Regions from separate parts of the Homo sapiens genome. Here all the other regions are linked to region 2. A link is a loop called in an ENCODE intact Hi-C map of the cell type or tissue named here. Cell type or tissue: gastrocnemius medialis. All regions are shown on one strand. Links, peaks and the distances in the headings refer to the core of each region. The heading gives the core; the rest is flanking DNA.

The links. A loop is a pair of places that touch in the nucleus more often than their neighbours do. Peaks named below come from ENCODE experiments on the same cell type or tissue, not always from the same donor. Only the 100,000 strongest peaks of a DNase experiment are listed, where the experiment ranks them.
Region 1: a loop joins it to region 2, with 2.4 times the contacts of the local background. A loop is called at or near these places in 1 of 110 quality-filtered maps.
Region 3: a loop joins it to region 2, with 9 times the contacts of the local background. A loop is called at or near these places in 1 of 110 quality-filtered maps.

Annotation. Positions count from the first base shown.
Region 1 is chr13:110,027,445-110,035,267 of GRCh38, forward strand. It overlaps LINC03082 (long intergenic non-protein coding RNA 3082), which reads right to left. Exons shown (of 3, transcript NR_187462.1): 3 at 7,810-7,823. Among named protein-coding and RNA genes, the nearest start is that of LINC00396, 22 kb to the right of the region's middle. In gastrocnemius medialis, for the core only: no CTCF peak of the experiment used is centred there; a DNase peak (open chromatin) is centred at 3,167.
Region 2 is chr13:109,914,143-109,921,965 of GRCh38, forward strand. It overlaps the pseudogene RN7SKP10. Among named protein-coding and RNA genes, the nearest start is that of IRS2, 130 kb to the left of the region's middle. In gastrocnemius medialis, for the core only: no CTCF peak of the experiment used is centred there; a DNase peak (open chromatin) is centred at 4,269; H3K27ac peaks cover 1,761 bases.
Region 3 is chr13:109,855,366-109,863,188 of GRCh38, forward strand. No RefSeq gene overlaps it. Among named protein-coding and RNA genes, the nearest start is that of IRS2, 73 kb to the left of the region's middle. RefSeq lists an enhancer at 2,227-3,426. In gastrocnemius medialis, for the core only: no CTCF peak of the experiment used is centred there; a DNase peak (open chromatin) is centred at 4,346; H3K27ac peaks cover 1,569 bases.

The DNA of each region.
Region 1 (7,823 bases), core at 1,277-6,276, 110 kb after region 2:
TTCTGGCACTTGATGTGATCATCAGTGGCATGAACATATTAATATGTAAAGTGTCATTGTATAGAATCACGCTTTCATTCTCATGATGTGATTACCAACTGGGTTCCAATCATTAGGTCTTGGAGAGTTGACTCAAGAACAATTGAGCAACCTCCAAATCCTGCTTCATTTCTCAGCTGCCGCCTAAAGGTTCACATTCTGTTTCTCCAGTGTGTTGTAGGGACTTGAATCTATTGACATGCAAAATCTCCAACAGAGACTAATGCTTTAAAACTCCACATCTTATAGGCAATGGGGTCTGAGAGTGCATATTCTCAATGTGCTCTTTGTGGAGAGGAGAGAGGGGAGAGGATGAGGGCCCAGAAAGGAGTAAGCAGGGTACAGACAGGTGGGTTGGGGATTCGGAAAGTGGATTTTATTCTCTTAAAGTGTGTCCTTGCATCAGCCAGGATTGGGGCACTGAGATGGCAGCCTGGACTTGGATAACACCACATACACGCTTACTCCTTCACTGCCCGTAGTTTGGGCTTCACATCAAACCTCACTCTCCTCACTGCACAGACAGCCTTTGACTCATGATGGTTTGATTTACAATTTTTCAACTTCACAATGGCACGAAACCATCGCAACTTTGACATAATGCACAGTATTCAATACGTCACATGAGATAGTCAAGCAAAGCAGGCTTTGTGTGAGATGATTTTGCCCAACTGTAGGCTATTGTAAGTGTTCTGAGCATGTTTAAAGTAAGCTAGATTATGAGATGGTGGTTAGATTAGATGTATTAAATGCATTTTTGACTCACAGTGTTTTCCACTTATGATGGGTTTATCAGATTTTAACCTCACTGTAAGTCAAGGGGTATCTGTATTCTAAATGCAACATGGAAATAGCAAGAAGATGACAGTTAAGTTTACAAAAAAGAATTGAATGTCCCCAGTCTCTCACACTTTTAAGTATTACAAAGTACTAAAGTTCTCAATAAAGAAAGCCATTAATATCCAAATATTCATGACAAGTAACATTAGTGTGGCGTGATTTGGCCCCTGTCCCAATGAATACACAAAGTATATACGTAAGCAATTCATAAGCAAGAAAAACACAAATGTCATTAACAAACATTTAAGAAAATACCTGACCTCATTTCACATTAAAGCAACGAGGTATGTATCAAATTTTAGCTATAACGTCAGAAAAGTTGAGACAAAGAGGAGAGAGAGCTTGCCTACTGTTGGAAACCCCTGCACAGTCTGTATGTCTGAAGACTGCACCCTTTTTGGAAAGAAATATGGCAATGCATATTAAAAGCCTGAAAAACAGTCATACATTTTTATCCATTAATTCTACTCCTGGGAATCTATCCTAAATAAATAACCTAAAATTCAGAAAAGGCATTAGGCAAAAATATTTCCATTACAGCATGGTTTATCATAATGAAAACTTCGAAACAACTTTCCTACCCAACATCAAAGAGATGGTTAATCCAAATAGTACAATCCAGGGGTGATATTCAAAATAATTCCTAGCTGTATTTCATAAAGCATGGCATGTCCAGTTGGAACACATGCCAGCCCATCAGCATGGACACCAGCCTGACAGCCACACAGATGTGCACTGTGAGAGTACCAGACTTGTGCAACCACACTTTGAATGTGCTTCAGAAAGCCGTGGAAACGTTTATGAGGGTTTCCTAGAAAACGGGGAAACACTTATTATAAGTAAATATATATTTGAAAAGAGAAAAAGACTGATGAAACTATAATAAAGTGTTAACCATGGTCATCTCTGAATCTTGGGATAATAGATTTTTTCTTCTTTATGGTTGATTTCATGTTTATAATCAGAAAAAATTTGAAATTGTTTCAGCAGCATAGTTCTAAATGTTCAAATGTCTTCACTTATCTGCCCCAAGACTTCCATGGGATAGGGATACCATCTTTCAGCCTAACAGGAGTGCATGTTAATTGATTTTTCATGCCCATCCGTAGAACAGTCTGGAAAACATTATCCACAGTTAAAGTAATTAAGAGAGCGATTGCACTTTTGTGCTTTATCAGATAATATTTCGCCCACTGTTTTGGTAACATCTAGAGATTTTAAAATTATATTTAGGAGGTAAATCTAACTTTCATAAATTAAAATTTTTATGGAAATAAACATGGATTCACATGCAGTTGTAACAAATAATAGGGACAGAGCCCATGTACTTTTTATTCATTTTACCCCAATGTTAGCTTCTTTCAAAACCATAGTACAATATTACAACAAGGATGCTAATATTGAGACAATCCACCTGTCTTATGCAGATTTCCCCAGGTTTACTTGTACTCTGTGTGTGTGTGTGTATGCGTATTAATTCTATACAGCTTCATCACATCTATATTTGTACACCCATGACCATAGTCAAGACACAGAGCTGCTCCACACCACAGGGATCCCCTGGGCTGACTTGCTTCTGGCTCCCAAATTGCAAGCCATGTAACCTATCATTAGCCAACTTGTGTACTCACCTCTGCAGTGCATAATTCACATTATGCATTCTCCTATTACAGTCAGAGCTTGTGAAATCTCTGATATCTAACATCCTAAAACACGGAAAGTATTATTAAAGAAAAAAATCAGTGGAAGTACAGGGATGTAACTTTTTCTCCATGGCTGTAACCACACACAGTGGAAAAGATGCTGAATCTACAAGGATGTTCCTGCATCTACCAGGTGGTTAGACTTGAAAAGGGTGCTTTGGTCAGGATACTCTCCTTATCAAAGAAACTCAAGGGGTTTTTATTTTAGTGTCCATTTTAACAAGCCTAGTTTTACAAAATTATTTAAGTAGAGTAAATAGCCCCAGCAGTGCTCTAAAGAGTTCAGTTTGGTGTCTGTTTATTCACACCAGAGTGTCGGTACTCCCTAATATGCAAGTAGCCTTCTCTAGAAAGAAAGATAAACTAAATCCTCAAGCTTCCCCTACCACTTTGGACCAAGTTTCCTACCACTTTGGACCAGGAGTGTGCTGGCCATAGCCATTGGTGATGGGCACGGAAGTCAGCAGTTGGGCCACAAATTATCACACAAAACTTCCTGAGCAAGCAACAGGTGCACAACCCCGGAACTGAAAGACGAAACCGAAGTGCAAACCATCCTTACAAGTCAGTAAGCTGGGGGCCAGACCAGACACGGGACTGGCCAGAGAGGCTCATGTGTCATTAGAAGGTGACCTTCATTATCCAAAGACATTAGCCCTGTCCTTTCTGGAGTTTCACAATTAGTGATAACTCCAAAAGCCACTGCCCACAGTCAGAAGTGTGTTGCTTAATGGACTATTGTTGACCGTGAATGTTGTAATGAATACACTTGGCTGTAGGAAAACGTAGAAGTGTCAATTCAAGAAACAGCTGCACATACAAACATGGCAGCCTAGCCATCTGTAATATATCATAGGCTAATCAGCACTTTTAAAAACAAATTAAAAGTCATTGTTAGGAATATGAGTATGAATTATCCCATAGAAAGCACCTTCCAAACTACTAGGAAATGCCCCAACATGGAGAGCTGAGGGAATCCCCCTGTGCCCGTTGATGCTAGAGTGTATGATGGTGGTCTATTTGCATGGTATACTAGTCTACTTGGGCTGCCGTAACAGAATACCACAGATTGGGTGGCTTAAAAACAGAAATTTATTTTCTCATGGTTCTGGAGTTCAAGGTGCTAGCATGGATGGCTTCTAGTGAGGACACTCTTCCAGGTTTGCAGACAGCCACCTTCTTGCTGTGTCCTCACATGGCCTTTTCTCCATGCTTGTGCATCTCTGATGCCTCTTCCTCTTCTTTGCAAGGACACCAGCACTACTGGATTGGAGCTCCATTCTTATGGTTTCATTTAACCTCAATCACCTCCTTAGAGACCCTATCTCCAAATGCAGCCACGCCAGGGTCAGGGCTTCGGTATATGAATGTAGGAGGGTACCATTCGGTCTATAACAGGAGGCTTTGAAAAACTACAGGTTCTAATTAAATTTCAAAAGTCATTCAGGTACCATCTTAAAAGAACAAGTTCTTTTCTCACACTTAAGAGGTCCCACTTCTGGAGGAAAGGACCCTGGTGTTGAGAACAGCACAGAAAGCAGCAAGTCCTGGAGGTGTGCAGGCTGAGGGGATGCTTGAGCGGGAGCTGAAAGGTGAGCACCCAGGGATGCCTTCCAACTTCCAGCCCTGTGTTCCACCCTGACAACCCTTTCTAGTCTCACTCCCCCTTTCCCCCCAGGAGTCAGACTAGAAGAGGACAGTGTTGGAGGTGTTGTTATACCTGTACACGTTCAATTAATACGTTTGGAAATATTTCCTTAACCTCACTCTTCCCTTTCTTCCTTCTCCCACCAAAATGCCACTAGAATTTTTGCTTATATGAGTTTCATCTACAAAGGACACCCAGAATTTCCACCACATGTCAAACGTGATTTTTGGCTGACCTTACTGACAACTTCATATTTCTGGAAATTAAGAGGGAGGAAGGTTGAATCAAGGGGTGTCTTAGGCAATATGTTTTGGGTGAAGAACCAATAAAATCAGAACAAAATAGTTGCCAAATTTGGATATTGTGATTTACGGGAGTCTTCTCCTCTGCTCCCCTTCCCTCCTTTTCCCTCCCCTCTCTTACTCTTCCCTCCCCTCCTCTTCCCTTCCCTCCTCTTCTTACCTGCTGCCCCCATGGCCAAGTATACAGCTCTTCTGAGACACTTTTGATGTGCTTCGTAAATGCTTCTTTCTTATCTATGGCTCCCACAACTATGTGAGCTTCTTCAGGACAGGAATTTGGTCTTAGATATTTTTCTATCACCTTGAATATCTCAACCTCCTGCAATAGCTTAGGCCATGTCGTCAGCATACCACAAAAATTTTACTGATTTAGAATTAAACAAATTATTAAAGAGGTAAAGCTAGTTCTCCTTTAATGATGCTGATCAAAAACTGGCAAACTGAATGCAAGGGAAACTCTTTTCTAAACTTAAACCATCACTGAATAGGCCCTAATGGAATACAATAGTCATTAAGCACCTACCTACTATAGGCAAGGCATTGCTAAATACTACAGATGATACAAACACAAATGAGAAAAATTTCTGTTCTCAAAGAGTTTGAAGCATAAGAGAAGAAATCAGAGAGGTACCTGGATATTTGTGCTCCATGTTAGGCATTGGCATCGAAATTGGTATTTAAACGGAACGTTCCCAAAGCTTCGGCACATGTGTGGCAGCCCCCACATGGTGCCTACCGAGAAACAGGGCACACATGAGGAAGTCAGGCCATTCCTTCCTTCGCATTCTTTCCTCAAGTGAGAGAGACTGGTGCCTCCGAGTTGAAGATTCTATCTGAAAACGAAGAGAATTAGGCTTTGATGTCTGTAGCATGTGAACACCGGATGGCCGTTATTAGTTTACTATCCAGTGTTCACCTTCCCACCCGCTTCTCCTTAAAGAGGCCATGTGGATTTTTATCCCATTATCCTCCCCTGCTCCATGGGCTATGGGGAAGGCTGACACTACATGATGCCAGGGGTGACCAGGGCAGCATCTTTCCTTCCCTGGCCACAGCATCTGGTCGTTTTACATAAACCATCTGATCAGGGTTCCTCTCAAAATTGTTGCTTGGGAAAATGCTCTCCGTCTGCGAATTGTCCTGAATTCTTCCCAGAAAACAAGGGACCCAGCTTTCAGACGAAGCGTGACTGCAGAATGCAGGTCTTGATGACATCATCTGGCCTCTGAATCAATCAACTCTGATATCTGCCCTACTCTGTACTTTCAGCTACATGAGATTTTTAAAAAATCATGTTTTTTGCTTAAGCATTTTGATTTGGGTTATCTGTTATTTGTAAAGAATCCTAACTGATAGGCACACCATAAAAGGAAAGGTCCAGGAAATTTAAATCATCTTGTATAATTTCTTTGGGAATCCTAGTCTTTTGGTTAGGACATAGGTGTTTGCTTATAGGCCTCAACTTGAGATGTCTGTGCCAGTGCAGAATGGAAAGGACTTGACATCTAAAGAAGAAATTAATGGTCTAGTGCTTATCATTGGCCTTGGGAAGTCACTTGTTCATTTTGAGCCTCAGGTTCATCACCTGCCAAACAGGAGAGATGGTGTGTCTCTGGAGTTCTTGTGAGACACCAATCAATCCAATCATGAATGTGGCGGGCTTGCTCAGAGTGCAAAGTGGATATCAACAACATTTCAACCTGAGCCAATATACACCTCCGTGGAATAATGGATGATAAAACCAACTTACCCATTTAGGTGGAATCACTGGTCTACTTGGCAGAGGATCAACAACTCTGCAAAACTTCCAACACAAGCTAGAGCTGTGGCCGGTGGTACAAGTTACTTCTCACTCCTTCAACACAAGGCCGAGGTGCTAGCCCAGCCAAAAAACATCTTCATAAAGGGACTGAACACTCCCCTGCCCTAACTATTGCCCCTCTAAGTATTTTTTAATCTCAAATATTTTTTAAAAAAATAGTTAAAGATTACAACCACATTATGCAATCCAGCATCTAAGTAGGGTAAGAAGAAATTAAAATTCTCCTTTTTTGGAGGTTTGGTCCCATTTGGTGAACATCTTCAGGAACAGTAAGCATAGAGTCCACAGAGAAGAATTTGAGAGATGTGAGATGCATCAACTGTGTGTTTTCTACAAACTTGGATTTGACGTCTCATCCTCAATGTCTGGTCTTACTTCGTCACTGATGCCAAATGTTTAACTCAGAAAGATAAGATTCGAGAAGATGATAAGGGCTGCTCTGTTCTTGTAACACAGGAACATTCATTTTTGCCTCAAAGGAGCTTACAACATATTCAGAAAGGGGAGCGTGTACTCCCTGGTGTCCCTAGGAAGATCACATAAAACTAAATCACAAAGACATTAAAGTAATAAATCTTTCTTTGTGTGGAACCCAAACTAATCACAGGAGTAAGATCCCAAGGGGAGGCAGGGTGAGATGGAGGGGAGGAGAGAAGGAAGAAAGAGGAGGTTTGATGAAGGGTGTTAATTTTTCTCCTTAAAAACAACAAAAAACCTATAAACTGCTGTTCCCTCCATCAGTCATTCATTACTGGCCATGAGAGTCTATTCTAAGGTATGTCCCTTGGGTGAAACTGCCTCAAACTAAACATTGCATGGCTAAGATAACGGACATGCAGAAGTAAAAGATAGAACTGAAAAGAGATCTCACAAATATTGGCAGCAATCTTTCCCAAAAGTGAAAATAAAATGAGAAAAAAGAATTGTAATGACTTCATGTATAGCTTATATATATTTGCTTTCAGGTATTATAATAGAGAAAGAGAAAAATCCTTCCTGTAATAAAAACCTAACCACTTCTCTCTCCCAAAAGCAGACAGAAAATAAAATGAGATTTTTAAAAATTCAATTACCTAGTGCCAAACATTAACCTGAGATGGATACCACATCAACATTAAAATGTAAATTAACACTTTAAGAGAAAACTATCAGTTCTAGAATGAATGGAAACCTCTTTCCTAGGACACTTAAAACATCTTTCAGCAAATCTAAACAGCTGTCACAAGAGCCAGGCTTCACACGGCATCCCGAGACAGGGGACATGGCCACTCCACATCAAATTAAATTTAATTCATCTATTAGAACCACCAATATTGAATGTTTTATTCCCCATATTCCTAGGAAATATAACTTCTGGATAGCACTCCTCTAACTTTTTCCCCTACCCAGAATGTATTCACCTGCTGTTTTCATTGTTGCAAATACATGTTAATGTTAAAAAAATAAAATAAAACGTAAACACAAAGGCA
Region 2 (7,823 bases), core at 1,208-6,207:
ATGTCACCAATTATATGGAAAGTGTAAATAAAAGCCACAATGAGGTATCATCTCACACCTGTCAGAATGGCTGTTATTTTTTTAAAAAGACATGTTTTGGCAGGGATGTGGAGAAACTGGAACCCTTGCACACAGTTGCTGGGAATGCAAAATGGCACAGCTGTTACAGAAAGCAGAATGGAGGTCCCTCAGAAAATTAAAAATTGAACCACAAATGACTCAGCAATCTATTTCTGGCTGTTATTTATCCAAAAGAATTGAAATTAGGATCTCAAAGAGATATTAGCACTCCTGTGTTCGTTGCAGCACTATGCACCATAGCCAAGATGTGGAAACAACCTGAGAACCTGTCCACTGACAAATCAATGAAGAAAGAAAATGTAGCATATGCATACAGTAGAATACTATTCAGTCTTAAAAAAGAAAGAAATGTGGGGATATGCAACAACACAGATGAACCTTGAGGACATTATGCCAAGTGAAATAAGTCAGTCACAGGAAGACAAATACTGCAAGATTCCACTCATATGAAGAACCAAAAACAGTAAGACTCCTAGAACCGAAGAGCGGGTTGCTGGTGACCATGGGCTGAGGGTCAGGGTAAATGAAGAGTTACTGGTCAACGGGCATGAAGTCTCAGTTATGCAGGATGAAAAAGCTCTAGAGATCTGCTATTTACGACATTGTGCTTATAATGAGCAATACCGTATTGGATGCTTAAACATTTGTCCAGAGGGTAGATTTTCATACCAAAGTAAAATAAAATTTAGTAAAAAGAAAAATATTCCAACAGCTATGCCAGAGGCAAAGAGACCAAATCTGAGGGGCACATAGTGTGCTGGGGAAGGGAAAGAGAATGACGGCAACACAGTGGTTCATGGTGGTGTTCTGTGAGTGGACTGTGTTCCTCCACATTCATATGTGAAAGTCCTCACTCTCAGTACCCAGAATCTGGATGTGAGGGAGATCTCGCTGTGACATCTGTCTCCCCACTGATCGCTAGGGTTGCATCGGCTGATCTGGCTGGCCAGGCGGGTATCCCTTTCCTCCGTCACCCCTCCATGTGCGTCCCTCCCAAAGCTGCACGCTCGGTCAAAGAGGAAAACCATCCGCGATAGAGGAAGACCAGTCTTTGGTCAAGGGTTTACGAGTAGCTGCGTTCCCCCGCTAGAACCTCCAAACAAGCTCTCAGTACCCGGAATCTGATCTTATTTGAAGAGAGGGTCTTTACAGAGGTAATCAAGTTTAAATGAAGTCGTGAGGGTGAGCCCTAATCCAATATGACTAATGTCCTTAGAAAAAGGGGAAATTTGAACACAGAGATATTCATAGAGGAAGAGAATTGAAGCCTCAGGGAGAATTGAAGCTTCAGGAAGAGACTTGAAATCTACCAGCACAGAAGAGAGGCCTGGAACTAATCCTTCCCTTATGGTGCTCAGTAGGAACGAACCCTGCCAACACCTTGATGTTGAACTTCTGGCCTCCAGGACTATGAGAAAATGGTTTCAGTTGTGTAAGCCACTTAGTTTGTGGTGCTTTGTTACAGCAGCCCTAGGAAGCTGATATATCAAGTGAGCAGGGTTCTAGAGAAACAGAGAAAGCAACAGTTAACTCTGTCTTGGGGAATGAAAGAATGCTTCACTGAGAAATTCTGGAAAGAAGACACTATTATGCCCCAAATGCTGCTCCTTCTTGTATGTTACACTCACACCTCTTAGGTACGATGTCTGGATTTGATAAGCCAGTTATGGCAATATTTACCAGAGAGGACAGAAGGCATAGAAGGTTTAGGGCTCTTCTGAGCCCCTGCACCACATTCTTACTTGATGGTTTGTCTGTCTTTTTGGAAAAGCCCGTCTCTGCGCACACAGCTGGTCCACGAGTTCTCGGCCTGGGGTTTATGGTCCTCCTTCTTATACCTCACGGGGCATCCTCCACTCACATTTTTCAGTGGGCATTCAGTGATCTGAAGCAGGGGTTTTCCCTGATCACTTGTTTAGTTTGGGTTCCCCTGGAATCAGATGCTGAGACAATAGTCTAGATGCAAGGGGCTATTGGACAGGTGCCCCAATTCTGCAGGAAAGTGGGGAAGTGGCACAGGAAGGGGACTGGAGGGGAAGGAGTCCAAAGAGGCATGTTCTTACGTCCTTCACCACCATGGGTAACTGAGCCTTTGCTCCCCATGGAAACTCTGGGAAACAATGCAAGTCCCAGGCTTCAGAGTGACTACACCTGAGGGACAATGGAACTGGTGTGTCACTGGGGTTTAGCATCATTGCTTCACGGTGGTAGTAGGGAAGTGATTACCTAGCCTAGGGTCAAAGCAGCTGTTTTGATCACAGAAGAAAACCTTCAGGCACAGAGATGCAGACATCATGGAAGGTCAGCTGGCGGCACTCACAAGGCAAAATGGTTACCAGTTCCTCACCCGCACTACTTGCCTTTAAATTTTTTTTTTTTTTTTTTTTTTGAGAAGGAGTCTCACTCTGTCGCCCAGGCTGGAGTGCAGTGGCACGATCTAGGCTCACTACAAGCTCCGCCTCCCGGGTTCACGCCATTCTCCTGCCTCAGCCTTCCGGTAGCTGGGACCACAGGTGCCCGCCTGCCACCAAGCCTGGCTGATTTTTTGTATTTTTAGTAGAGATGGGTTTTCACCGTGTTAGCCAGGATGGTCTCAATCTCCTGACCTCGTGATCTGCCCGCCTCAGCCTCCCAAAGTGCTGGGATTCCAGGCATGAGCCACCACACACAGCCTACTTGCCTTTAACTTTTATATTTCCTTACGTAAACCCATAAAAAATATGACTTTTCTGGCTAGATATTTTCTGACACTTGGCTAATAAGCATATTTATAAATAACATAAATATTAGCATATAAATGTAAATAATAGCTAGGATAAATCGTGATAACTGATAATGTGTTTATCAAAAGATCCAGAGGTCTTTCTTATCTGAATCCCATTCTTTTCCTGCTTAAGGAAACCCAGAAATATTGATTCCAGGTTCAGATGTTTGGCCCCTGCAATGTAGTAGTAAAATTTACCAGCTTCAGAAAGAGTAGCTGCAGTTTACAGTATAAATAACAGTCCCCAAAATCTGGTTTTGGGATTCACTGCAGCAGGGTCCCAAACCTCTGCAATGGGTGTATCCCAGTTCTCTTGATCAGGATGAGCAATGCTCTTACACTGGAAGGCTATCCACATACTACTCAACAATGCAGAGAAACTAAAAACCAGTGCAATAATTCTCTATTCAACAGTGGTTAAGTTCCTTCTATGTGCCAGGTAAAATGCACTACTGCTAGTGTTACCAAAATGAGTAAGACACAGTGCTTATTTTTAAAGAACTCATGCCCTAAAGAGAAAAACTACAAGGACTTTTCATTCATAAAATTTGAAGTCATTCCAAAATATGTTACAGAAGGAGAGGAGCTAACTCAATAATTTAACCAACTGGAATGCTATTAAAATATTTTATTTCCCCATTCTTTTGTCAACTTGTGTCTTATCTAGAGGGTATAAACAAGTGCAGAAAGGAGATTGCATTCGAGTGGATTTTAGTTACATAGCACATATGGGAGGGTGGAGAAAAATACTGGAAAATTCAGAAATTACATACATATATATTTCTTTTCAATGCTAGGACTGGCCTATTTGATAATTTTCATTTTGACTAGATTTTTAGCAAATTTGATTTCCCTTTAAGGGTTTGTAATCTTTGTTGGTTTTGTTTCTCTAATTTTTATTTCTTAGATCAATTTTAAGAGAAATACTTCTTATAAAAATACTGCACAAATAAATTAAAATCACACTGTGCAACTTATTTTATAATCTATGATCTATCCACTGATAGCTATTAGTAATCTTTGTGGCTTTCAACATTCTGTTTAGTAGAAATGTCAGGCCTCTTTGTGGCCTGTCTATAAAAAATATTTTTTTCACAATGGCAAAGGCCAGCGTAATAAAAGGCCACAGAGAAGAATTGTTTCCACTCCAAAAAGTAGTGCACAAGAAGAAGAAATTGGGCATGACCAACTGGCCAACTGCCTCCTCCTCTGAGTGCCTGACTTCTTCAAGGCCAGCTCTGCCCCTTGGGATGTGCCAGGTCCTGGCTCGGCTGTGCCCTGAAACTCTACCAGGCTTGCCAGGAAGTAAGCCTCCTACTGGAACATCCAGTAGAAGCTGAGCTACCCTCTATCTCACTGGGAGTTAGTTAGCTCACACATAATCCCCAGCGCCGTGTCTTTTCATCATGCCTACAGCTGACTCCAGTGTGGCAACTGGCCGCCACGCCTCCCTGTTCCCTGGTGGCGGCCCATCATCTGAGTCTGCATTTTCCTCAGAGCCACCCTCTTCACTCAGGCTCAGAGTGACACATCATGCTCTTGGGAGGGGCTCTGTCTCCCCCGCTGCCTGTGGACACCATGGGTGATTGCTGTGATGCTCACATCCTGGCTGCAGTTGTTCATAAACAGATTCTAAACCAACCCAATTATTCACAAGACACTGGTGCAGACGGCTTTATGACTTAGAAGTGTGATCTTTAAAATACCCCGGAAGGAATGGAATTTACATTCCTGATGTGGATTGGGAATATTAATGTGGTCGGGTCCAAATTCTCAGAGCAATGCCTGCAGTACCCCTGATAGAAGTGGGAAGAGGTTCTTACTTACTCCACGCCTACTGCACAGAGAAAGTCAAAGCACAAGTTTATCTGCAGTGTCAGAGGCCTTGGGCTTGGCTTATCACCTAGTTCATAGTGAAAACAAAACCTCAGTCAGGCAGTGTTTTTATTGCTAAATTAGGGAATTTCTAAGTTAGGGCATTGGTGTTGCTCTGATGGGATATTTGGGAGTTCTGTTAGTCATTTTCTTATACTGTTCCCTCAAATATCTTATGCTTGGACTTGTAATTCATGCTGTACTTGCATAAACGTAAGACGGAAGTGCTGTAGGTTATACCCCAATGTCAGAGAACCAAGTGTATTAAACTTCCTGTTTCAAAAATACATAAAACTAGAAAAAGGCAAACATGAATTTCAAAGGCTCCACCACGGTCTCTCTTAAAATGTGAGCTACTCATTTGTACTTAAAACGTAAGTCGATTTCATAAGAAATTATTTGCCTACACATTCAGTAATCTAGCTACAGCATGAAGAACCTGACACACAAGTCAAAAAGAGAAACGCAGTCCAGACATGGTGGTTCACAACTGTAATCCCAGCACTCTGGGAGGCCAAGGTGGGTGGATCACCTGAGGTAGGAGTTCAAAACCAGCCTGGTCAATATGGTGAAACCCTGTCTCTACTAAAAATACAAAAATTAGCCAGGCACGTGGTAATCTCAGCTACTCAGGAGGCTGAGGCAGTAAAATCGTTTGAACCCAGGAGACGGAGGTTGCATTTAGTTGAGATTGCACCACTGCACTCCAGCCTGGGTGACAGAGCAAGACTCCATCTCAAAATAAACTAAAAAAAAAAAAAAAAATTGAGAAACGCAAGTGTTCATGGCACTGCCTTGTTATTTGGCCAGATAGTGCCGAGGAAAGGAAAATGATCTATATTAAGAGAGAGATTTTGATGGAGACAGTTGCTGCCTCATATACACAAACATAGAGCTCACAAGGACAGTGAAAACAAAACCATAGCAAAAGAAAGAATTAAAGGCCAAATCACCAAGTCTAAACCCTTGAACCAACCAGCATCTCTCTCAGTGAGGTTTCCCAAAAGACTGTGACACAAACTGCCCTTTGGACGGGAGAAGGACCTTTGCCACGAAAGGGATGAGACCCAAGCTAATGCTGCCACTCCTGTGTGGCTGTGACATCCTGCCTCTCAGAACCACATTGCAGGAGCTGATCCTCTCTGAGTTTATTGTCATGACCTCCTTTCCAATACCAACATTGCATCAGCAGAAAGAAAATGGTCTCTCACTTATTTTCCATTGAGAGCAATAGCCCATGCTTCAAACTCAGTGAGTAGATGTGCCATGCAGCTCTTTAAGTATAGTTGCTTTGAGTAATTTTATCCCAGTCCATCACATTCCGATGAACTGAGATCACAGACACATTATTTTCACCCTTTGCCAGAATTTTTGTGTGACAGAATGTGATAACCAAGAATGAAATGAATTAAGTTTGCTTCTTGCTTTCAGGTTGATGTAGGGAAGGAGAAGACGGAAACTCTTCCCCTTTAATTTTCATGTAGGGATTGGTATACAATGTACTTAATGAATGTGTTCAGTTAATTAACTAATGAATGTGAAGTTGGGTTTATCAAAATCTTGAGAACGATGATAGCCTGAGTTCTTCCACTTTCTCTGGTGCTGGGCTCATCATGGTAGAAGACAAATGACACCTTGGGAGACACACATCCGAGGAACCGCCCTTGGAGGAATTCAGTAAAGATGCGTTTGCTCTTTCTATGGGTTTTAAGATACTGGATTTGTGCCACTAAGAATGTGACACTTCAGGCTATAGTCCTCAATGCCATAGATGTCATACCCCCTTTCTTTTGGTGCCCAGGTTTTTCTGCCTGATGCTGGCAGGGGCTGTCCCCACGCCATGTGCTCCACCCCCAGCTTGGTGATCTTGCCTTCAGAGAGCTCCCAACCCAAACAGGGTAAGGTGCTGGCTTTCTTGTTAAACCCACATTTCAATAAAAGCCTTTGTAACTCAGAGGAATGCATCTTTGGGGAAAGTCTTAGGTGAACGAAGGAAACACTTTCTGGCACTAGGACAGCCTTAGAGCCCTTGCCTCATGTTCCGCAGCCAGGTGTCCATCACCCACAGCTGGAAACTTGGCCTGTCCAGTTGGCTACATGGGACATAGTTTCACAGGGATGAATGAATGGTTTTCTCAGTTCAGTTCCAAAGTGTTTCAGTAACGCCCAGGACATTATTTTGGAGGATTAGAAAAAGCTGAGTAGGAAACATGCTTTGTGTACTAATCATAAATTAATTAGTATTTGGGCCACAAAAGGATGCTCTGCTGCCTAGAGGAGTGTCTTACCGTCAGGAAATGGGAAGAACAAACTATGGACTTGATGCTTAAAAGAGGAAGGTACACTCAAATCTGGATTCTCTTATCTTCCTACCAATGTATTTGTACCTAGTAACCAAACTCACTAACAATACATTCATTTTAGAAGTTAGTTTGTACTGACTTTTTTTTTTTTTTGGGCGGGGGAGATGGAGTCTCAGTCTGTCACCCAGGCTGGAGTGCAGTGGCACGATCTTGGCTCACTGCAACCTCTGCCTCCTGGGTTCAAGCAATTCTCCTGTCTCAGCCTCCCAGGTGGCTAGGACTACAGGTACATGCCACCACACCCAGTTGATTTTTGTATTTTTAGTAGAGACAGGGTTTCACCATATTAGTCAGGCTGGTCTCAAACTCCTGACTTCAGGTGATCCACCTGCGTCAGATTCCCAAAGTTTTGAGATTACAGGCGTGAGCCACTGCGCCCAGCCTGTACTGACTTTTAATAACCGAAATTTAACCATGTCAGGCCTACACATTGGAGTCTCCCAAAAGGACACACGGAAAGTGAATACCTTGTAGCTGAATATATCACTATGTTTAAAAATAATAATCCCAGGAATTAAGGACTGATCAGTTTACTTGGGTACCGGAAAAACTGACTGAGAATTAGTTGGGGGTTGTGAAGCCCAACATTTGCAGGATCCTAATCTGAGAGTGTCAACAAGCCCAACTTCTAAGGAGGAAAAAAAGCATTAGGTTATTGCAAAAGTAACTGTGGTTTTTGCCATTAAAAGTAATTAAAAGTAATGGCAAAAACCGCAGTTACTTTTGCAACAACCTAATAC
Region 3 (7,823 bases), core at 1,277-6,276, 59 kb before region 2:
GCTACCCCACTGCCTGCCAACCAGACGATGATGCCACTCAGGTCTTGTGGCTGTTGTGGGTAACTTTCTAGCATTTTGAATGTCATGTCACCTAGTTTTGTTGCAAATGTTTCTTACTTTCTGTTGTGCTATCCTACTTGTATTGTGAGTTTTTAGTGGGGAGTGGGTGGGATTTCAAGAGGATCACAAACAACACTACCATAGCCAACTTCCAAAAGAGTACTTCGGAAAGTTTTGTAGTCCTTTTATATGTTTCTTAGTCTAATTTTTGAATGAAAGGCTAAGAAACGCTGTTTTGTTTTTGTTTGTTTGTTTGTTTTAGCTAACTGCTGGTTTACTGGGAAGGGATAGCAGTCTTTCAAGATGATAATACTAAAAGTAATATATTTTACTATTTGAAAGGGTCAAATCAGAAAGATTCATAGAGAATATGATGGAAAATTCAATATGGCATCTTGGCAAAATAAAGATGAGGCTAAATATGGGACTAAACCCCCTTTATTTTCCTTTTGAGTTGCTTGGAATTTTTTAAATGATCTTCATCACCATTCAGAATATTCATTAAATCTTATTCACACTGAGGACTCTTTGAAATTGGAGAATCTGTAAAGTCAGTCTTTACAGGCAAAGTTAAAGAAGAGAATACAAGTCTAAACCCCTCCAGGCCCCCGGCCCCCACACACACCCTCACACACACGACTTTATTATTTTCTCTTACAGCTAGACAACAAATATGCTTTTATCGTCCACCCTGAAGATCACAATGTTATTTTCCTTCATTCTATTAATATAGACCAATTAAGTTAATGCGTCCCCTGGCATGCCTTAATTCCTGGAAGATCATATTTTACTGGACTTCTTACATTTGCTTTCATCTTTACTAAATTAGAATGAAAGTGAAATCCATTATGGATATTACAAGAAAGGCTGCCTTTGCAAGGGGAAAAGTGTTCCTTCTCTCTTTTTCTTTCTTTTTTTTTTCCTCCTAAATAGAGATGGCTCTATGTCATAGGGTAGAGATTAAAGATGGCATCTTCCAGGAGGCCATAGGAGGGGATATGCACTTGAAACTCAGCAATGCTTATCTGTTCGTCCTCTAATTATTATGCTACCAATGCTGGGATCCCACTCGCAGAGTTCATGGTTTAGGCCAGTCTTGGGCAGAGATGCCTTGGTTTCTTAATCTCCACAGGTGATCCTGGCGGACATCCAGGGTTGAGAAACATGGTCTAGAACACAGACCTGGAAGACAAGGCTAAGAAAATGGACAGACTCTAAACAGATCATAAAAGACCACGAGTGTATTCCTTAGGACTGTGGACCTTCATTTATAGGTAATGGGGAGACATTGCATGTTTTTAAGAAAAGGAATTAGAGGACTATACATATTTTTGAAAAATAACAGGTAGCAGTGGTCTGAGACTAGAGGTGAGAATTTAGTTAAAGGCTATTGCAGAGGTAACAGAAGATGAATTGCTGCACCACAGCAGTGCCATGCAGATCCCAGAGGGAAGGAGATTGTGAGAAAAACTGCTTGTAGGGGAGATTCCCAGGAGAGACCCTCTGAAACTGTGCAGCATAGGTCTGGGAGAGAGGAATGTTTTGGAGTTTTCTGGCATTCTGAGATAGAGTGTTTGCAAATAGAATCAACAGGTTTTGGTCCCTAACTGTAATAGAGAAGTAAGCAGGAATTAGCATTGGACCTCAGGGTAAGCAGGAAGATGATGGTGTCTCCTTAAGAAGTAGAAGCTGAAGAGCTTGGGGGCATTTGATTTTGCTGTGCTGGGATTCCTAGACTCAGTGGGGAGATAAGGCTAGAGAGGTCAGGCTGGTAAATAAAATTATAGGCCTAGAGTTCAAGAGACAGCTCTGAGCTGGAGATAGTTTCATGACCAATAGTTGTATAAGTAGTTATGGAAGTCACATGAATGAATGAGATGATGCTGGAAGAACGGGTTGGGTTTCTGAAAGGAGGGGCTAAGAACAGAACCCAGGAAGATTCTGAAGTCAAGGGAGAGAGGTCAAAGAGGCAGGCAAGCAAAGATGCCAAGAAGCAACCTCCAGGGAGGCAGGAGATGCATCCCAAGAGAGCAGCTTGGGATGTGCCCAGGGACAAGATTGTCTCAAGGAAGAGGGGATGTCAATGGGTTATAACCCTGCAGAGCTGAGCCTAGGGAACCACGTGGGGACCTGTGCCCCTGCAGATCCTGATTACGTATGTCTGGGGAGGGCTGATGAGCCTACCTCCCACAAGCTCCCAGGTGATGCTGACGACACCAGTATGCAAGCCGAACTGGGAGTGGTAGGGCCAGAGGGAATTGTGTTGGATGAGGGTGGAAAAAGAGAATTGGAAACCCGAAGCTTCATGAATGTAGCAGCTATACATGTCGTATTTTGTTAGATTAAGGAGAGAATCTGAGGTATTGACTAAGGCAAATGACTTTGGACTACTTTTAAGAATTTGAGCTTAGCTTCATATATTTCGCAGACGCTGAATTTGGTGGATCAGCTGGCACCACCCAGATGGATAAACTGGCTCATATGATCTTGTGGCCCCCATCCAGGAACTGACTCGGTACAAGAAGACAGCTTCAACTCTCTATGATTTCATCTCTGACCTGAGCAATCAGCACTCCCGGCTCATCAGCTTCCCCCGGCCCACCAAGCTGTCCTTAAACTCTCTGATCCTCGAATGGAATGTTCGGGGAGACTGATTTGCATAACATTAAAACTCTAGTCTCCTGCAAAAAAAAAAAAAAAAGAATTTGGGGTTAAAGTTGAGAGCAAAACACATCCATGTGAAAATCCTGTCCAAAGAAAATTTGCTCTAAGACCTGAGGACACATCTGCATGTTTTGCAGCTTGCGGGAAAAGAGCCAGAGAAGAAGTGAGGAAAGGACAAGGACCACACAGCCCAGGATAGCTACACACAAGAACACAGAAAAGAAGCATTGGCCAGGATGTGGGGAAATTGGAACCCTCAAGCGTTGCTGGTGGAAATGTATTGTACAATAGTCCAGCCACTGTGGAAAACAGCATGGCAGTTCCCCTGAAAGCTGAAAGTAGAATTGCCATATGACCCAGTTAACCCACTTCTGGAAATGTACCTAAAGGAATTGAAAGCAATGACTCAGATACCTCTATACACGTGTTCAAGGGTATTACTCATAAGTGTTCATCAATAAATACATAGATACACAAGGCTGGGCGTGGTGGCTCATACCTGTAATCCCAGCACTTTGGGAGGCCGACTCAGGTGGATTACTTGAAGTCAGAAGTTCAAGACCAGCCTGGCCAATATGGCGAAACCCCGTCTCTACTAAAAATATAAAAATTAGCCGGGCTTGGTGGCACGCAACTGTAATCCCAGCTACTCAGGAGGTTGAGGCAGGAGAATCGCTTGAATCGAGGAGGTGGAGGTTGCAGTGAGCCAAGATTGCACCACTACACTCCAGCCTCTGTGAAAGAGCACAACTATGCCTCAAAAAAAAAAATAAATAAATAAAGATACACAAAATGTGGTATAGACAAACAAAGAAATATCATTCATCTTTAAAAAGAAATAAAATTCTGACACAGGGTATGACATGGATGAACCTTAAAGACATTATCCTTAGTGAACTAAGCCAAACACAGACAAATTCTGTGTGATTCTCCTTATGGCAGTTGCTAGACCTGTCACCATCACAGAGAGAGAAGGCAGAATGATGTTTGCCATGGGCTGGGGGAGGGGAATGGGGAGTGTTTCACGGGGACAGAGTTTCCATCTGGGAAGATGAAGTTCTGGAGAGGGATGGTGGTGATGGGTGTACAACATCGTGAATGTCGTTAATGTCACTGAATGGTAGATTTCAAAATGGTTAAAATTGCAAATTTTATGTTATATGTGCTTTATCACAATAAAAAATAGTAAGAATAAAGCATATAGAAACATTTCTCTCCCTTAAGAAAACAAGTGCGGATACATGGCAAAGTCCCAGGTGTTGTGAGTGGTGGAGGCAGGAGGGTCAGGGGAGTCTAGGTGCAGTTGTGGTGGAGTCTGTGGGGCGGCGGGGAGATGGGTACATAGAGATCAGCTGGGAGGTGACACTTTAAGGCAGTGAAAGACTGCAAAGTGCAAGAGCTACTGCCTTCTCCCTGAGATGGTGGGGGGCAGCTGCTGAGAAAAAAAATTTGGATCTTGAAGACTGGGCAAAGTATGGAGTCGGCTTTGTGGGGCAAGGAAATGCTAATTGACTAAGCTTGTCCTGAGCTGCAGGGGCAGCTGGAAATGTGAACAGTCAGGAAGATCACGGAGCCTAGTGACAGCACCTGAATGGCATTGGGCTTGACTAACACGTCACGACACTAAAGTTAGCAGGTGGCATCCTAGCAAGACAGCCTGAGGTCCTGGGAGCTGGCACATTCGGAAATCCCATGGTCAGGTGTCTGGTGTCAAGAGGATTTTGCAGAAGGGTGAAAAGTCTGGACTCAGAGTTGCATTCCTTGGAAGGACTGCATGAAAAGAAAGGCTTAGAGGACTGGAATTCAGATACAAAATAGTTCAGGAGCAGCAAACAACATAGGACCTAGTTATTTTACTTGAGGGAAAGACAGAGGCTTGTCCACCCAAATAAATCTGTAACTCTTAACTACACTGGGAGGAGTGTTCCAAGCAGGAATAGAAGCAGGTGAACTTGGGTAGGCTCCTTCCCACCTCCCGGGCTGAAATCAGATTTGTGGTCAGAGCTATAGAGAATGCCTGAACAGCTCAGCTGAGGGGAAGGAAGTCTACAGGATTATGGACCTAGATCAACCACAATAACTGCGCAATTCTTTGCCTGTTTAAAATGGCATTTTTTTCTCTCACTTTAATAAGTGTAAAGCTTTTGAAACCCTTTATCTAATTTAGCCTGAACCAATGCTGACATCCGGGATAATTGCTACCTTGCATTTTAAGGATATATCAGTTTCTTATTGCTGCTATTTACTACAGGTGTCTTACAATTCTGCAGGTCAGAGTCCAAAAGGGGTCTCACTGGGCTAAAATCAAGGTATTGCAAGTCCTCATTCCTCAGCTCATGGCCAGGTGCCATCATCATAGTCAGCAGTGGCTGCTTAGCCATTCACAGCCTCCCTCTAACACTGACCCTCCTGCCTGCCCCTTTCACTTATAAAGGCCCTTATAGGTCTTTATAGATCAGCTGATGAGCAACGAAGGCTATCTTGAGATAGGAACTTGGACTTGTGGGGTGGTTCTCTCCAGCTCCCACTGAAGGAGGCTCCTATCTCAAGATCAGCTGATAAGCAACTTCAGCTCCATTGGCAGCCTTAATTCCCCTTGCCATGAGACATAACTTAATCACATGTCCCAGAGACAGAATCGGCTCAGAATCCCTGGGGTCCATTATTCTGCCCACCACAAAGGTGGCAAGGAATATATATATATGATGTATATGAATATATATGTACATACATATACATATATACATTTATATTATATATATATATATGAAGGAAATTTTATCAGAATGGGAACAATGCAAACATTTCCAGAATATAATAGAATGTAAGCTCTGATATTGTGATACTAAAATGATGAGTTTGTAAGTTTGAATCTCCTGCTAGACTCTGAGCTCTTTGAGGGCATGGACTCTTGTTTTATCTTTGCATTTCTAATGCAAAGATAGGAGCTCAATGAATGTTGCAGAAATTAAAGGAAACAATACATTTGTTAAAAGTTTATTTTCATATTATAAAGGTACAGATTACAGGTCAACCAAGGATACATTTATTGAGTGAAAGGTCATAAACCATGCACATGTTCTCAAGAGATGTTTGTTGAGAAAATAAGTTAACAAATGAATGAATGAAGATTACATTTTAGCTGAGGATTTCAACATAACCTACTCCAAAAATTTTGCTGGAGGGGCTGTCTATGAAGAACAGATGTTAAGGACAAGATGGAAGAGTCCAGAGAAGAGAAGAGCTAAATTTTTGTCAGTGATGTGGGATGTGTTACAGTCTTGAAAGGCTACAGAGTTTAGATACTGCTATAAAAAGGGGAGGTATGGGCCAGGCATGGTGGCTCACACCTGTAATCCCAGCACTTTGGGAAGCTGAGGAGGATGGATCATGAGGTCAGGAGTTCGAGACCAGCCTGGCCAATATGGTGAAACACCATCTCTACTAAAAATACAAAAATTAGCTGGGTGTGGTGGCATGCGCCTGTAGTCCCAGCTACTTGGGAGGCTGAGGCAGAATTGCTTGAACCTGGGAGGTGGAGGTTCCAGTGAGCCAAGATCACGCCACTGCACTCCAGCCTGGGGACAGAGTGAGACTCTGTGTAAAAATAAATAAATAAATAAAAAGGAGAGGTATGAGCAAGTTCAGGGCTGAAAAAGGAAAGCAGATATACTTCATCTTAATAATTATCTGTTTCTCTGTACCTACAGCTTTGACTAGGAGTAGTACCATTCTAAGCATTTTATGTATATTGAATCATTTACTATTTACCACAACTATGTAAGGTGAATATGATTACACCTACTTTAACCTATCAGGAAACTGAGGCACATAGAAGTTATTCAGGGGTCATAGCTTATAGGTCATAAAGCCAAATAAATGCTTTTTTAACCGCAATGTTATGCTACCTCTGAACTAAATTTTGCATTGTAGAAAGAAGAAGGAAATAGAATTGCATACAACTGGTGGGCCCAAGTTAGGAATGGATTGAAAATTAGGCAGAGAAAATGGAACATGGTTGCTGAGGCACTATGAATCCATGATGCAATCTTCAGAACAGAGTGACCTGGTTAAACCTTGTTTGAGGAAGATAGCTGCAAAAATATTGAGGGTGGCTTTGAGGGGAGATACATGAATGGCAAGAATGCCAGCCAGGAAACAATACGGGCAGGAGGAGATTAGAGGTGACAGAATGGAGAGGAAATGTCTAATTTGAGGTCAACTTCAGAGGAAGAAATAATAGCAATTGTTGGCAGAGAAAAAAGATAACAAGCGATGTGCCGGGTAGAACCTCAAGGCAAGGTCTCTAGCCTGGCAGCTGAGCGGATGAGAAGTCCACTAAATTTCAGTGCACAATAGAAGCATTTTCTCTTTCTTCCCAGAAAGGGTTAGGGACATGAAGTGTAATAGAGAGAAATGTCTAACCTGCCTCTTGGTTATAATATCTATCACGCAATTCCATAGCTCCCATCTTGAGCATCTCAAGCTTGCAGCTGATCTATTTGAATTCGGGGCTACAGAGGCAAACTCTGAAGTGCTGACCTTCAAGAGGCTTTCCAAGGAAGGGGAGAGCTTTGACCACAACCTTTGATTTCAGATCATAGATTTATTTTTAATACATGGAAAGTGGAAATTCTAATCTTCTGAGTTGGAAGGTGACCCATACTTCCCTTTCTACTTAATCTTGTTTATCCCTTGCTCTGAGCTACTTCTTTCTTAATGCTTCCTGCTTTAGACTTACTTACAAAATATCACACTGATATATCCTGACCCTCATATGACTCATTCCACTCGAAAAACTGGTTCTGAGAAGTACATGTACTTTACAAGTTATTATGAACCGTAACAGATCCTAGGGGATTCAATTCTGCATTCACTTATGAGGTGAGTCTGCAAAGTTCAATGTGAAATCCTGGTAGGGATACAGAAAGAGCTCTAGCAGGGTTCTGTATTCCAGGAGCTGGCATTCTTGTGGGGCAGATAGAGACAGATAGAAGATGCTGCATACGCAAAAGAAACTGGACTGGCAGGAACTAACTGGGATAAGATCTCAGAGGAAGAACAAACGTGGGACCAGGAAGGGGCTCGGGGAAAATTTC